Regions from separate parts of the Homo sapiens genome. Here region 1 is linked to region 2. Evidence: chromatin contacts called from ENCODE Hi-C or POLR2A ChIA-PET data. All regions are on one chromosome and are shown on one strand. The core of a region is the stretch at or near the end of the contact, and the rest is flanking DNA. Distances in the headings are between cores, read along the strand shown. Region 1 has its middle 28 kb from the start of TCEAL1. Region 2 holds the start of TCEAL4 (transcription elongation factor A like 4).

Region 1 (3,367 bases), core at 548-3,047, 71 kb after region 2:
GGCTAAAGTGATAGAAAAGAAGTATTACAGTAAAAAAAAAAAAAAAAAAAAGAGGTAAAAATTAATGCTCCTATTCCCACCCACAGCATTAAGTTATCACTTCTGGCTGAGTGTTGATTCTTTTAAATGGGTAGGAGAGGTTTATAGATGTAGTGCATTAGTCCATTTTCATGCTGCTGATAAAGACATACCTGAGACTGGATAATTTATAAAGAAAAAGAGGTTTAATGGACTCACAGTTCTATGTGGCTGGGGAGGCCTCACAATCATGGCAGAAGGTGAAAGGCATGTATTACATGGCGGCAAGCAAGACAGAATGAGAACCAATTGAAAGGGGTTTCCCCTTATAAAACCATCAGATACCATGAGAATTACTCACTACCATGAGAACAGTATGGGGGAACCACCCCCATGATTCAATTATCTCCCACCGGGTTCCTCCCACAACATGTGGGAATTACGGGAGCTACAATTCAAGATAAGATTTGGGAGGAGACACAGCCAAACCATATCATGTAGGTTGTGCTGTCCTCCCTTTGTGCCTGTGACTCATAAGGAACATATTTAATCCCAAATAGGTGTATCCAAGTAGTTATTCCCTGAAGTTTAATGGTGGTGAGGGTATTTAACAATATCTGATAGGGGCCTCATATGGTTTGGATCTGTGCCCCCATCCAAATTTCATGTTGAATTGTAATCCCCAGTGTTGGAGGTGGGGCCTTGTGGGAGATGATTGGAGCATGGGGTCATATTTCTTGTGAATGGTTTTGTATCATCCCCTTGGTATTGTACTCATAACAGTGAGTGAGCTCTCATGACAGCTGGTCATTTAAAAGTGTGTGGAACTGGCCAGGCGCAGTGGCTCATGCCTGTAATCCCAACACTTTGGGAGGCTGAGATGGGCGGATCACGAGGTCAGGAGTTCGAGACCAGCCTGACCAACATGGTGAAACCCTGTCTCTACTAAAAATACAAAAATTAGCCAGGCGTGGCGGCACGCACTTGTAATCCCAGCTACTCAGGAGGCTGAGGCAGGAGAATCGCTTGAACCTGGGAGGCAGAGGTTGCAGTGAGCCAAGATCTTGCCATTGCACCCCAGCCTGGTGACAGAGTGAGATTCCAACTCAAAAAAAAGAAAAAGTGTGTGGAACCTCTGTATCTTGCTCCTGCTCTGGCTATGTGAAGTGCCTGCTCTCTCCCTTTGCCTTCCACCATGATTGTAAATTTCCTGAGGCCTCCCCGGAAGCCAAACAGATGCCAGCATCGCTTCCTGTGTAGCCCACAGAACCATAAGCCAATTAAACCTCCTTTCTTTATAAATTACCCAGTCTCAGGTATTTCTCTATAGCTACGTGAGAACAGCCTGATATAGGACCTTTTCATTTGGGTTGTAATTGATCTTCAGGGGATCCTTCTTTTTAGTAAGACTAAGTCTCCTGGTTAGAGGTGATACTTTATTTCTATATTCTTGAAGGGCCTTGTGAACAAAGCCTAAATTTCAAAGAGGGCATAGGGAGGTGTGTCCAACCTCCTGTTTCCCATCATGGCCTGAATTCTTTGTTTGTTTGTTTTAGACTTCTTTGGAATTTCCTTTGGCCAAGAGACTTAGAGTCAAAAAACTGCCATTGTGGGAAGCTGTCCATTGGGCCAAGGGTCCAACATTCCCAATAAACTTACTTGAGGAGGCAGCTCACTGGGGCTAGTAAAAGAAGGTTAGCTCTAATAGTGATGGGGAGCTTTTTTATGTGTCACCAGGGGCAGTTAGCACATTCTCATGCCAATGACCCTTTTGTTTATACTGGGCACGCTGATTCTGGCCTAGTGAATCAGTGGGCCAGTGAGTCAGGGCTCTTATCTGGGCATATCAGATGCCAATCTCGTGATGCTTTCTTGGGATGGGTAATTCTGACGTGGCAGGGGACTTAAAGCAACTGTTAATGATTGCACTTTTTGGCTATTTTTTGTTTTTGTTTTTGTTTTCTCACCTATTTTGCCCTGTCCCTATTGTTGTAAACTTTAAAGTCCTCATCTAAGATCTGGGTCTTAGGGGCTGGGTGCAGTAGCTCATGCCTATAATCCCAGCATTTTGGGAGGCTGAGGTGGGTGGATCACTTGAGGCCAGGAATTTGAGACTAGCCTGGTCAACATGCTGAAACCCTGTCTCCACTAAAAATGCAAAACTTAGCCAGGCATGGTGGCGGGTGCCTGTAATCCCAGCTATTCAGGAGGCTGAGGCATGAGAGTAGCTTGAACCCAGGAGGCGGAGATTGCAGTGAGTCAAGATGGCATCACTGCACTCCAGCCAGGACAACAGAGCAAGATTCTGTCTCAAAAAAATAAATAAATAAAGAGAGTTAGCTCATTGGGATTTGAGGTCTCATTGCTGCTTTTTGTATCTTCCTCCTAATGTCAGGTGCAGGATGAGTAATAAAATGTACACCCAGGAAAGCTTGCCCTTCTGGGGGGTCTGGGTCTGCACTGGTATATTTCCTGAGTCCCTCTATCAAACGACCCAGAAACAGAACAGGATTTTCGTCTTTTACCTGAGTTATATTTCTAGCTCTGTCATAATTGACTGGCTTAACCACAGATACTTCCCTCCACTTTTTTCCCACAGCACAGCGAACAGATAACAATATTTCTAAGTCATGACAAGTTAAATCAAAGAACATGGTCAACATAACACATGCCTGTATAAACTTTTCTGGATTTTCTGAAAACTGGCCAAATTTTTCCTCATATAAATCCAAATTAGATATAGAAAATGGCACATGTAACCCCATTTCCATTAGCTACCTCCTGCAATGGACACAGATTTTACTTTAGGGGCTAATATGAGGCTCCACTCCTGGTAGTATTGATTGGGCTTATTTTGGGGGAAATGGGGGTATAAGCTGGGGCTAGTTGGATGAGGGGGAGGAGTGTCTGATGACCTTGAGCTAGAATCCTTTGTTAGAGCACTGGCAGGACCCCCCTCAGAATTGGGGGACTGGGGAGACTCTGGGAAAGGCATAGGCCTTCTAGGAGAACCAGCAAGGAGGGGATCCTCAGATGGAGCTGTCTGGTGCCTGGAAGTAACATGAGCCAGTAAAGGGTCATAAAAGCCTGTACATAAGGGACCTCTTCCCATTTTCCTTCTTTTTTACAGAATAAGTCCAGTTGTAAATTATCATTACAATATATAGAACCATGTTTACGCCAAATTTGGTTTTCTAATTTGTACGGAACCCAAACCATGTTGCAATAGAAAATGAGTTTCTTTTTCATTAAACCAAATTTGAATTTGCTCCAATAGCCTAAAAGACATCCTAGTCGTGAGTCCTCTGAGACGCTCGTCATTGTCCCCATGGATACAGAAGTTTTAGAG
Region 2 (3,855 bases), core at 205-2,704:
GGGATTACAGGCGCCCACCACCACGCCCAGCTAGTTTTGGTATTTTTAGTAGAGATGGGGTTTCACCATCCTGGTCAGGCTGGTCTTGAACTCCTGACCTCAGGTGATCCACCCGCCTCAGCTTCCCAAAGCGCTGGGATTACAGGTGTGAGCCACCGTGCCTGGCCGATATTTTTATTTTTAAATAATTTACAAAGTTGATCTTCAGAAAAATTTCACCAACATATTCAATAAGAGCAGGGGAGAGTGCATGTGTCCCCAGTCCTTCAACAAATCTGTTAAAAATTTTCATGTAATCTAATCTATCAGCATTTGTCTCTTTGTTGTACAGTCACACTGCGTATCGATTGGTCAACGACAACGGACAGCATAGAATACGATAGGCTATAGTATGTAGCCTAGGAGTGTAGTAGGCTATACCATATAGATTTGTATAACTACACTCTACGATGTTCGCACCACCACGAAATTGCCTGATGCATTTCTCAGAACATATCCCCGTTATTAAGTGGCACGTGACTATAAAGGCCTTCCACACCAAAAGCTTATGTGGAGATAAACGGAGTCTACCCATAAGAGAACAAACAAGTGCTACTTATTCACAGCTTTTTTATAGCAAGGAAGTCAAGCCACCATCATTTGAGTCTGGCAGAGATTCAAAGACAGGCAGGGGAGTGGGAAAGCTTTATAGTGGAAAACAAAAACACAAAGACTTCAGCTACGCTCTGATTGGATGTTGTTGACGTGAGGAAGCTAGAGGCAGGCCAACTAGAGGCAAGCATCCTATGTGATTGAATATGGGTTCATATTTGGGTTTTTCTTGTTTGTCATCAGGTCAAAAAAATTAAAAAGGCCAGAAAGGCTAGCAAATTGATTAAAGTCCTGAACATTTCTGCAGATGCTATACTTTGGCTTTTTGAGCTGCTTGCAGCAAAGGTTGTGGGTCACAGTTCTATTTTCGTATGTGGTCTGGTCATTGTATATTCAGTTTCTCACTTAAGATAAATTAATCGTTGTTTTATTTTGCTTCAAATATAACTTTATTTTTTATTCATTTGAAAATTTATGTTTGTACATGTCAGGAAAAAGGGACAATTTCATTTATTTTGGAAAATTTTTCTTAAGTTTTTTCTAAAGGGCAATATTCTATTCTTTATACAGTACTTAAGTTCACATTCATACGATTTTATCGGGTGGGTCTACGTTATTTCAGTGGAATTTAAGAGCAACATTATCAAGACTCCTCTTCTGGACCGCCCAACTCATTAAAAAAAAAACTGTGATTTTCATTAAGATTCTTTCTTTGATTAATTTCTTAACAAGAAAAAAAGGACAAAAGGGCCCAGGGAGGTAAGAGGGTACCTGCTGGAGAGGTGGTGGGTGGCTGGAAGCGGCTGGCTAGGAGGCGGGGCGTGGGGCGGTGGAACTCCTGGGCTGCGGCATTCACGTGATCTGCACGGGCGCAGATGTAGGCACCGGTCCGAGTGCCTGCCCTCTGTCCCCGCGGCTGGGTCTCGTCTGCTCCGGTTCCTGGGCTCCTAATTCTTGGTCCAGCTTCTTCCAGGTCAGTGTGCGGGCCTTCCACGCTGCCAGCGGAACACTGGAATGGCGGAAGGGGAACGGGTACGGCAGGGGGAAAGGCTGGGGGTGGGGTCGGGTCGAGTCGAGGGAAGCTGGCCCGAGTGTGGACAGAGATGGCGGTGGGAAAACGGCTAGGGGTGGCTGAGGGGGAGCACGTAGGCAGTGGGCAGAGGGTGAGGAAGGCGAGCACCCCCAAGTATCCATGCTCGCTTTCCAGGCACATCCTCTTCTCTGCCCTCCGTCCATTTTGGAGCCGGAGATGGTGGGCTGGGGCCGCCCCAGTAGTGAGACAGTGGAAGTAAACCCCATCTGCCGTTCCCGTGCGTAGAGAAAAACGTTGACCGCGAGGCTGGGGAGGAGAGTTGCCTCTGAGGAAGAAGGGCACAGAGACCCAAAATTAGTTTGGAAAGCATCCTGATTTGGTGCCCGAGGCCTGGAAAGAAATGGCGGCTGGGGTGCGGCGGAGGTAGGGGAGGAAAACGTTGGATGAGAAGGGCCTGGACTCAGGAAAGGGAACCGCGTCCGTGTGAGCCCGCTGAGCGCGCAGACCCTGCCCCTGTCTCCTGTCTGTCTGCAGGTCTGCGCGTCTGTTGTTCCCAGCGCTCTGCGAAGCCTGAAAAGGAGGAGCAACCTGTCCAGAATCCCCGCAGGTCCGTGAAAGTACGGGGCTGCATGGACAGGGGCCCACAAGGGTTGAGAGTGTGGAGGGCCCGGCCAGGGCCGAATTGGGGCCTTTCCCATTCCCCCACCCACATGAACACACACCTTACCAGGCTGAACCAGTGCAGAGAAAGTGGCAGAGCCTGTCAGGCAATGGCTGGCTCACGTGTGTGGGAGGAGTGGCGGGCTACGTGGTGGGCAGAAGGCCCTCTTGGAGGCCTGGCCAGCTTAGGGGAACCCTCATCAGGGGTGAGATGCAAGTACTATCCAGACCTGCATTCCACCCCATGCACTCAGTCTCCCATGTCTCCTCTTTGTCTCCTCTTTCCTCCACCCCCATCCCCCAGGACAGGAAAAGGAGGGGAAATCTCGACATGGAAAAACTCTACAGTGAAAATGAAGGAATGGCTTCAAACCAAGGAAAGATGGAAAATGAAGAACAGCCACAAGACGAGAGAAAGCCAGAAGTAACTTGTACTCTGGAAGACAAGAAGTTAGAAAACGAGGGAAAGACAGAAAACAAGGGCAAAACAGGAGATGAGGAAATGTTAAAGGATAAAGGAAAGCCAGAGAGTGAGGGAGAGGCAAAAGAAGGAAAGTCAGAGAGGGAGGGAGAGTCAGAGATGGAGGGAGGATCAGAGAGAGAGGGAAAACCAGAGATAGAGGGAAAGCCAGAGAGTGAAGGAGAGCCAGGGAGTGAAACAAGGGCTGCAGGAAAGCGCCCAGCTGAGGATGATGTACCCAGGAAAGCCAAAAGAAAAACTAATAAGGGGCTGGCTCATTACCTCAAGGAGTATAAAGAGGCCATACATGATATGAATTTCAGCAATGAGGACATGATAAGAGAATTTGACAATATGGCTAAGGTGCAGGATGAGAAGAGAAAAAGCAAACAGAAATTGGGGGCGTTTTTGTGGATGCAAAGAAATTTACAGGACCCCTTCTACCCTAGAGGTCCAAGGGAATTCAGGGGTGGCTGCAGGGCCCCACGAAGGGACATTGAAGACATTCCTTATGTGTAGTGTCCCTGGCAGGCATTTACCAGGCCATGTGCTTTAACGTTACGGTAATACTTTACTTTAGGCATCCCTCCTGTTGCTAGCAGCCTTTTGACCTATCTGCAATGCAGTGTTCTCAGTAGGAAATGTTCATCTGTTACATGGAAAAAATGTTGATGGTGCATTGTAAAATTAAAAAACACAACTTGCAGAACCAAATATATGGCATCAGTACATTTTTGTAAAACTACAAAGATACTTACCTAGTAATATAGTATAGAAAACAATTCTGAAAGCTGTGTCCACTAAAAGATTAACAGTGGTTATCTCTGGGTGATTTTTTCTGTTCTTTTTTGTTCATCTGTCCATTTTTCTCCTAAAAACAGATTTCTTTAGTCATAAAAATAATAAAATATAAAGTATTGGAAAACAGTGAATATTTGAATTTCATTCATTTGAATAAGCATTCAAATGAACTGCCCAGTGAACTTATAAAGACAGTGGATATACTTAAAATTCTTGTGAGGACATAAAATGATAGGTAAAAGTTGCATTACCTCTGGGACTGGAAGCTGGAGGAGTCAACTCGATGGTTATTACAGAGCCATTGCTGTAA

Evidence for each region. Hi-C counts contacts between places; a loop is a spot of excess contacts on that map. ChIA-PET counts read pairs that join two places held with the same protein, here RNA polymerase II (POLR2A). Pooled maps may share reads with other maps.
Region 1: a loop to region 2 is called in a pooled map, with 4 times the contacts of the local background. The contact joins the enhancer-like site here to the promoter of TCEAL4 in region 2. A Hi-C loop is called at or near these places in 2 of 168 maps with a recorded cell type or tissue (endothelial cell of hepatic sinusoid and vagina) and 2 of 50 pooled maps. POLR2A ChIA-PET finds 5 or more read pairs at or near these places in 2 of 52 experiments (PC-9 and activated CD4-positive, alpha-beta T cell).

Annotation. Positions count from the first base shown.
Region 1 is chrX:103,655,019-103,658,385 of GRCh38, forward strand. No RefSeq gene overlaps it. Among named protein-coding and RNA genes, the nearest start is that of TCEAL1, 28 kb to the left of the region's middle. Within about 2 kb of position 1,798, at least 5 of the 41 ENCODE cell types and tissues checked have a DNase peak (open chromatin) inside an H3K27ac peak, as active enhancers do; they include PC-9, where a contact is called at or near this core.
Region 2 is chrX:103,584,061-103,587,915 of GRCh38, forward strand. It overlaps TCEAL4 (transcription elongation factor A like 4), which reads left to right and starts at 1,455. Exons shown (of 3, transcript NM_001006935.3): 1 at 1,455-1,564; 2 at 2,159-2,231; 3 at 2,589-3,669. The coding sequence starts at 2,616. The coding sequence ends at 3,263. RefSeq lists an enhancer at 1,375-2,088.